Regions from separate parts of the Homo sapiens genome. Here region 2 is linked to region 1. Evidence: read pairs that join two places in POLR2A ChIA-PET (ENCODE). Cell type or tissue: Panc1. All regions are shown on one strand. Each heading gives the region's core, and the rest is flanking DNA. Links, peaks and the distances in the headings are about the cores only. Region 1 overlaps LINC02768 (long intergenic non-protein coding RNA 2768). Region 2 has its middle 2.7 kb from the start of NID1.

Evidence for each region. ChIA-PET counts read pairs that join two places held together with the same protein. Peaks named below come from ENCODE experiments on the same cell type or tissue, not always from the same donor. Only the 100,000 strongest peaks of a DNase experiment are listed, where the experiment ranks them.
Region 2: POLR2A ChIA-PET joins it to region 1 with 12 read pairs; 2 of 35 experiments call an interaction of 5 or more read pairs at or near these places.

The regions. Positions count from the first base shown.
Region 1 is chr1:235,957,024-235,961,416 of GRCh38, reverse strand. LINC02768 (long intergenic non-protein coding RNA 2768) reads left to right here. Exons shown (of 3, transcript NR_183724.1): 2 at 3,414-3,535. It overlaps LOC105373215 (a long non-coding RNA gene), which reads right to left. Exons shown (of 5, transcript XR_002958490.2): 5 at 2,475-3,506. Among named protein-coding and RNA genes, the nearest start is that of LINC02768, 13 kb to the left of the region's middle. In Panc1, for the core only: no CTCF peak of the experiment used is centred there; no DNase peak of the experiment used is centred there.
Region 2 is chr1:236,065,547-236,069,939 of GRCh38, reverse strand. No RefSeq gene overlaps it. Among named protein-coding and RNA genes, the nearest start is that of NID1, 2.7 kb to the right of the region's middle. In Panc1, for the core only: no CTCF peak of the experiment used is centred there; a DNase peak (open chromatin) is centred at 1,839; H3K4me3 peaks cover 297 bases; H3K27ac peaks cover 322 bases.

The sequences.
Region 1 (4,393 bases), core at 79-4,078:
GTGAGCCGAGATTGCGCCACTGCTCTCCAGCCTGGGGACAGAGAGAGACTCCATCTCAAAAAAAAAAAAAAAAAAAAAAAGTGAACTCAGTCCTATTGGGAAGTAGCCTAATTTGAGCAGGAAACACCTTTGTGGCATTGAGATACATGTGGAATCCTTTAGGAGAGGGAAAAGAACTATTTGTGAAATTTGAGATCAACAGTTATACTTGGTGTGTTTAGAGGTCCGATGGGGTTAAGACTTGAATAATTCATAAGCGAGAGTTGGATTGTCAGCCCTATAGCTACACCCAACTGTAGATGAGCTGCTGGGCTCATCATCTCAGATCATTGTGCTCTTTCCTGTAGCGCACCAGGCAGAGTGTGTTCCACCCTTGTGCACAAGGAGCATAGGACTTGGAGTGGGAGGAACCTGAGAGCGAGTCTGGGCCTGCCATCTGCTGGGCCAGTCCCTTTACCTCTTTGACTCTCCTTTTGCTTTTTTGTAAAATTAGAATGTTACTATTCATCTCATTTTTATTGTGGAGCTAAATGAGATCAGTGAAAGTGCATTGCATATAGCAAGAACACAGTAAGTGCTTGCTGTTTCTTACTTTTGTATAGTGCTTTAACATTCACAAAATGATCTTACCTTTATTAAGTCTATGGGGATAAATATTGCTGTTACCATTTCATGAATGATTACATGGAGACACAGGGAGGTTAAGCCACTTAAGGTCTCACAGTTGGTAAATTTCAGGTCTAGAATTCAAACTGAGCTTTCTCCAGTTGCCAAAGCCCACTCTTTCTGCATGCCATGTCTTCTTTCCTGAAAGTGCATGCATGTGTCATGCATTCATTGGACACCTGCTTTGTGCCAAATGTTGGGCTTAAAGCAGGGTGCAGAGGTTAATCGGGGGATAGGGAATGTTGTGCCTGAGCTGGGTCTTGAAGGGAAAGAGAAGTTTGCCAAGCAGATAGAAGAGTGGGCATTCCTGATAAATGAATAAATAGTGTGTGCAAAGGTCTGGAGATGCTGCCTAAACAGTCTCAGATATGGCTGTCAACAATGGGCCACTCTTTAAGGGGGAATATGGGGACGGGAAAGACAGGCTCCTTGAACTCCATTCCTGAGGAATGACCATTAATTATGGATTATATCCCTGCCTGTGCTGCAGGAAGGGAAGAGGCAGAGGGCTGTCCCATCATTTCCTCACAGAATGACTGGTACCCAGGCACAGCGCTCATCCTGTGCTCTCTAACCCGGAGAGAACACGGCTCTAACATTCTCAGCAAAGAACCAGTAGCTTCTCCTGTCTTCCTGCAATTCCAGCCTACCTTTTCTGGTGCCGAGCCCCAGATGTGTGGCCTAGCTCCTACCTGACAGCTCCAGAAAACTCAGTCACGATCATAAAACAGAAGGAACAGACAGGTTCTGAAATGTTCATCAACCTCATTAGCATCAATGAATCCAGAGACTTTTTGAACACTGAAAACAGAGACCCAAAGTTTTAAGCCCCAATTATTTTTCTTTTCTATTTTTTTTTTTTTTTTTTTTTTGGAGATGGGGTCTCACTCCGTCACCCAGGCTGGAGTGCTATGGCATGATCTCCACTCACTGTAACCCCCACCTCCCCAGCTCAAGCAATCCTCCCACCTCAGCCTCCTGAGTAGCTGGGACCACAGCTACATGGCACCATGCCCAGCTAATTTTTTTTTTTTTTTTTTGAGACCAAGTCTCGCTCTGTCACCCAGGCTGGAGTGCAGTGGCATGATCTCGGCTCACTGCAACCTCCGCCTCCTAGGTTCAAGCAATTCTCTGCCTCAGCCTCCGGAGTAGCTGGGATTACAGGCCCCCTGCCACCACACCCAGCTAATTTTTGTATTTTTAGTAGAGATGGGGTTTCATCATCTTGGCCAGGCTGGTTTTGAACTCCTGACCTCGTGATCCACCCACCTCGGCCTCCCAAAGTGCTGGGATTACAGGCGTGAGCCACCGCAACTGGCCAATTTTTGTATTTTTAGTAGAGACGGGGTTTCACCATATTGCCCAGGCTAGTCTCAAATTCCTGAGCTCAAGTGATCCGCCCACCTCGGCCTTCCAAAGTACAGGGATTACAGGCATGAGCTACTGTGTCCAGCCCCAATTCTTCTTCTTTTTTTTTTTTTTTCCCAAGACAGAGCTTTTTTCCAAGACAGAGCTACTGTGTCCAGCCCCAATTCTTTTTTTTTTTTTTTTCCTCACTCTCTTGCATAGGCTGGAGTACAGTGGCATGATCTCTGCTCACTGCAACCTCTGCCTTCCAAGTTCAAGCAATTCTCCTGCCTCGGCCTCCCGGATAGCTGGGATTACAGGCGTGCACCACCACGCCTGGCTAATTTTTATATTTTTAGTAGAGACGGGGTTTCACCATGTTGGCCAGGCCGGTTTCGAACTCCTGACCTCAGGTGATCCGCCCATCTCGGCCTCCCAAAGTGCTCGGATTACAGGCATGAGCCACTGCACCCGACCCCTGTTCTTACATGAGCTAAAAAAAAAAAAAATCTATATGCTAGAGAAGCAAGGATTCATGGAAGACAAAATAAAATGCATCAGCTTTTTTAACTCATTGAAAATCTTAGACTATGAAATCATATCACTAGGCCATGTGAGTAAAAGGGTTTATACATCATTAGGTAATCTCCTGAGGTAAAACATCCTCTCTGAGTTTCAAACACATGCACCCATCCCTGACAAGCTGTAGACAGTAATAGGTATTTCCATCTACGATAAATTGTTCCAGTTGTTTGACAAAAGTTATTTCATGAGATTGTTACAGTAGGTAGCTAGTCAGACACAAGCAGGGCAGGAGAGGGCCCCCTGCACACACCAGGAATGTCAGGCGACCATCTAGTGATGGTCAGGCAGTTGTTAACTGTCTAGAATAATAATTGGTTGTAGCAAGTGCCTGGGAAATGTTGTCTCCCAATAGACAGAAAATACCTGAAACTGGTGATGAGCAGCTTCCCGATAAGATCTCAGGAGGTGGGCGAGTAGGCTAAGCACGCACACTAAGAGGCAAACTGGTGGAGTTTAACTGGTATACGACCTTCCTCTAGTAACACTCGACTGGTAAGGAAAGAGCGCCTCAAGTGAGCTTGTGCACAATTTTGGTAAACGCACTGCACTTGAGGCCCCTCCTGAGCGCTGGCAGGCCACCGCGCATGCGGACAGCCCACCCAAGGGAAGAATCAGAGGAGAAGGACCGCAAGCCCCTGGAAGCATGCTGAAGTATTAAACCCCAAGTCAAAGGTCAAACAATGCACTTGGTCTCTCAAGCCGCCCTCTTGGCCCTCTCCCAAGTGTACTTAACTTCCTTTCACTCCTATCCTAAAACTTTTCAAGAAATTTTCACTCCAGCTCTAAACTTGCCTTGGTCTCTCCTTCTGCCTTAGGTCCCTTGGTTGAATTCTGTGTTCTGAAGAGGCAAGAATTGAGGTTGCTGCAGACCTGTATGGATTCGCCACCAGTAACAAGATCTCAGAACACTGGAAAAATCGATGCACAAAAAAAAAAGGTTAGCGCTGACTGCAACACTCTAAAATAATGACCACTGTTTAGTCGTCAGTGATATTACAGTCTAATCTCATTTATAAATACATTTTTTAAATAAACAATCTCTTGAAGGATAATGTACATTCTGAAAAGTGCACAACTCTTAAGAGTACCTACAGCTCAGGGCATTTTCCCAAAGTCAACGCCAATGTAGAGAGTCACTTTTGAGGGTAAACAAGAATTTGAGGGAGAAAGAGGTTGTTAGCAATAAAGTGACATCCAGCTCATCAGGGGCTTTTCCCACTGTGATTACCAACAAGACCAGTGGTGCCAATGGACACAATTGTAGAGGAGCTTTTGGGGACATAGCATCAGATGCACTTGGTGGCATCCGATAACCACAACTTTGCTGTTCTGAATAAGGCAAATGGGCCAAGGGTCAAAAAGATAGATGGATTATAGTCCTTTGATGTCACCTGTATTAATATAGTGCCAGTCTTAGTATTTGATAGGGTGCTGAGGGAATGGGGAGGAATCTTAATAAGTATTCTAAAATTAGCTCTTAGAAACCTGGAGTTACATTTTGTTGGTTGCTTTGGTCAAGCAAAATAAAGGATAATATATAGCTTTTGTAGGTACCCTCTGGCCCCTCCTCCCAGCCTGTTTCCACCCCTCCTTCCCGCCTGTTTCCACCCCTCCTTCCCCACCTCCTCATCCCCCATGAAATAAACATTATAGTAGCACTCAACTGTTAGGACATCTCAAACTTTCCATCCAAATGCTCTTTAGGGCAAAAGAGCTGAATTGTACCCCCTTAGGGAGGGGACAGTGGAGGGGAGCTGTAGGAGGGTACCTGTGGAAGGCATGGGGACATATCAAA
Region 2 (4,393 bases), core at 107-4,106, 110 kb before region 1:
AGGTACTTTTTATCCTAATCGCCTTTGAAAACAGAATAAAGTGAACACCAAATCCTGCTTCACTCTCATCCTTTGTCAGAGTGTTTTTTTGTTTTGTTTTGTTTTGTTTTGTTTTTTGAGACAGAGTCTCGCTCTGTCGCCCAGGTTGGAGTTCAGTGGCGCGATCTAGGCTCACTGCAAGCTCCGCCTCCCGGGTTCATGCCATTCTCCTGCCTCAGCCTCCCGAGTAGCTGGGACTACAGGCGCCCGCCACCACGCCTGGCTAATTTTTTGTATTTTTTTAGTAGAGGCGGGGTTTCACCGTGTTAGCCAGGATGATCTCGATCACATGACCTCGTGATCCGCCCGCCTCGGCCTCCCAAAGTGCTGGGATTACAGGCTTGAGCCACCGCCCCCGGCCAAGGGTGTCATTTTTATCTGAGATCACAATTGAGTGTGGGTTGTTTAAAATACTCATGAATTGGCCGGGCTCGGTGGCTCACGACTGTAATTGCAGCACTTTGGGAGGCCGAGGTGGGCGGATCACGAGGTCAGGATATCAAGACCATCCTGGCTAACATGGTGAAACCCCGTCTCTACTAAAAATACAAAAAAAAAAAAAAAAAAAAAAAAAAAAAATTGGCCGGGCGTGGTGGCGGGCGCCTGTAGTCCCAGCTACTCGGTAGGCTGAGGCAGGAGAATGGCGTGAACCCAGGAGGCGGAGTTTGCAGTGAGCCGAGATCGCGCCAGTGCACTCCACGCTGGGCAACAGAGCGAGACTCCGTCTCAAATAAAATTAAAAAAAAAATTCATGAATTAGGCGAATTCCCTGGAATTGGAACACTAATACATTCACATCTATATGACATCTGGAAAATAAAAGAAAGCTCCATGGCCATACATGGTCAGTTACCAATCCTCACAGGAGAGTGAGATTAGAACAAATGCCTCCTTCAGAGCAATAGCCAATTGAGCTATTTTCCCACTCAGCTGCCTGGACTTTTGTCTGAATCGTCAGAGAGAAGAGTTACCTTGGGGCCGGGTGTGGTGGCTCACAACTGTAATCCCAGCACTTTGGGAGGCTGAGGCAGGAGGATCACCTGAGGTCAGGACTTCGAGACCAGCCTGGCCAACATGATGAAATCCCATCTCTACTAGAAATACAAAAATTAGTCGGGCGTGGTGGCATGCCTGTAATCCCAGCTACTCAGGAGACTGAGGCAGGAGAATCACCTGAAACTGGGAGGTGGAGGTGGCAGTGAGCCGAGATCACGCCACCGCACTCCAGCCTGGGTGACTGAGGGAGACTCCATCTCAAAAATCAAACACACAAAAAAAGAAAAGTTACCGTGGCTTCTTATAGACACACAGCCTGAGACCTGCTTCTTAAATTTTGTGTTTCTGCCTCATCAGGATGACAGCCATCAAGAAAAGAGTATAAATCTCAAAAGAGCAAGGTTTCATTTTTTTTTAAAGCTGGTATATTACAGAATTATGGGTACCATTGGTACTGCAGATATCAGATGATTCTTAAACATATCAGTGAGTTCTTAAATGGTTAAGAACTGTGCACATTATTAATGTGTATGCAGCATTGGGCTAGGCTCTGCGAAGTCAGGAAAACAAATAAAGCACATGGGCCTTGCCCCCAATGAGCTCTTATCCCCGAAAAACATACGAAATGACTAGAGAAAAAGACCGAATTATTATATACACTTAGAAAATGTCCAGAGCACAATATAAAAGTAAGTATTCGATGATGAATGTGTTTGGAACTACTAATTCTAAAGGAGTGACAGGGACACACTGTCCTAGTAGGAGACACAGCATCAATATTACGTCCTACAAGGACTGGGCAATGTGAGGCGAGTGCAGGGCTATAAATAGTAAATGACAGAGAATTTACCGTATATACTGGACTTACTCAGGCCAAGAGATACTGATGAAATAAAGGAGCACAAGCATGCACAGATAGATCGTGAGCATTATGTATAAACAATGGAGCAAATAGATCTTGTGGGTGGAAATAAAGGGAGAAACCTTTCCTTCCATAGATGGGCAGGATGGCGCGGCAGAAAGAATAATAGCTTTGGTGTCGGACAAACTGGATTCAAATCCTAGCTCTTTCACTACCTGTGTAAAACTGGGCAAGTTATCTAATCATTGCAAACCTTGTTTTCACTACATAGGGCTACTAGCTTGTGCAGTTATTAGTATTAAATTGAATGCTACATTAAGCATCTAGCAGAAGCAGCATTCAACAAGCGATATCTCTTGTTGGTTTGTGTATTTCTTAAAGCATCGCACTGTTATTGTTGTGTTTGTCTCCCTGATAGATTGTGAGCTTCTCAAAGAAAGGACTGTGCCTTAACGGTCTTGGCATTTTGAATTTCTAGTATAGAATCTGGCTCATGGTAGATTCTCAGTAAATATTGACATAATAAGAATCACGAAAACTGTACATTTAGGTAACAACGATGGTTTGATATTAACGGAATACTTACTTTGTGCCCAGCTAGGAGCATTTAATGAATCACCTTATCTAATCCTCACGACAATCCTTCGATTTTAACTATGAACATCCCATACAAGTGACAAGGATATTGAAGCTTAGAAACCTGCCCGTGCTTATACAGCCAGTAAATGGAGAGCCTTGACCTCAGCCAGGTTGGATTCAGGCTGTGCTGAACCAGCAAAGTAGAGAACTGCTCTCCTCCTGTAGTTGCTGAGGAAAGTCCCATGGATGGACCAATAGGAGTTTCAGAAGCTGCCTGAGTACCAAAAAGGGAGAGAATTCGTGAGAAGGGTAAGAGCATTCCAGGCACAGACTACAGCTTCAGAGACAGCTCTGATGTGTGACAGAGGCTGGGGTGGGGTTTTTTGAAGGAGGAGTGTTGAAGGCACAGGCCAAAAAAGGCCTACTGAGCTTGGGGTTTCCCTCAACCACAGGGCATGGGGAAGTCGTGGGGCCCGTGTCACGTGCGGGTGAAGATAGAGAAGAATCTCCATACAGAGATCCTGTAGCAGCTGAAACAGGCAGTGCTGGGGCCCAGAAGCCCAGAAATAGTCAGAAACACAGATGGCATAGAGTAGAGTCAGAAGTGCTTCTGGGGAGCAGGCTGGGGGCTCACAGTGCTGTATTGTTGGGAGGGAACTGAAGGAAAAGCACCATATTTGACAACAGACTGCAGGCTGCAGTAAAAGGTAGTAAACAGAGGGCACTTAATGCAGTGGTTATAAGTGGGGTCCTTGCAGCTGGAACACCTAGGGTCACTTACCGGCTCCCAGCTGCATGACCTTAGCAACATGACTTAACCTCTCTGGGCCTCTATGCCCCTTCTCTGTAAAACAGGGAAGGTCTGTTTCCTAGGGTTACTGTGAGTGCAAAATGAATGAATACTTGTAGAACACATGCTGTCTCTGATGGGTAATAAATGTTATTTCTGATGGCGAATGAATTCAAAAGAAAAAGACAAGTTCTCATGAGTAAATCAAAAGTGTTTTGCTTAGAAGGCATGTTTCCTTTGCTTTTTCTTCCTGTCTTTGCTGGTTCAGAACTCATGCCCCCTAAATTTTATACAGAATTTGCTGTTTTCTGAAAAATTATTATAAACTAGGTTCAAGGTCGTTACTTTTAGCTGCTGACAGGAAACGGGGACGTCCTGTTGACCGCTGATAGGTCTGACATCAAACATATCCAACTCCAGCTGTCCCAGATCCTCTTCCCTGACGTCAAAAGGCAGTACTGGTTTTCCAGTCCTCCAAGTGCAAACCCTTGAACTCAATTTTAACTTCGTTTCTTCTCCTCTTCAATGCCAATCTTATAATCAGGATTTGCTCCTTCTTTCATTTCAATGTTTTAGACTTGGTCCTCTAATAACTTACCTGTCTCTACTTTCACCCTAGTGCCAAAGTAACGATCAACCGATTATTCAGGATACCACTTAAATCGCTTATCTCCCTTTGTCAAGAACTTTCAATAGTTTCTTCTCCGAGTGACAGAGCGAATTCAAATTCCTAAATTTGTGATTCAAGGCTGTACTTCAACCGGTCCCTCCCCACATCCTCTGCTGGGGGATGGTGCCCTGAATAAACCCAGCTCGGTCCTCCACCTCCCTTCTCTGCCGCCTGATGACATCCCATTCCTTCCAGAGCACCCGGGTTGATTCCCGCCGTCCCACCTGCAGCTTTCCCCGCCAGTTTTTCCAGCCCTAATGTCTTTGATGACTTGGGGCCCCCATCTGACACTGGCTTGTGTTGTACACTGGTGACTTTGCCTCGGAGGGTGAGACCCCGTTTCCTGGCGAACCTCCACAATAGGGAGCACAGGATCAGGCACTCAAAAAACGCGCAATGAATGGGTGGATGAGCCCATGAACGTGTTGGTGGCTCTGTCCCTTGGCTGATTCCCAGC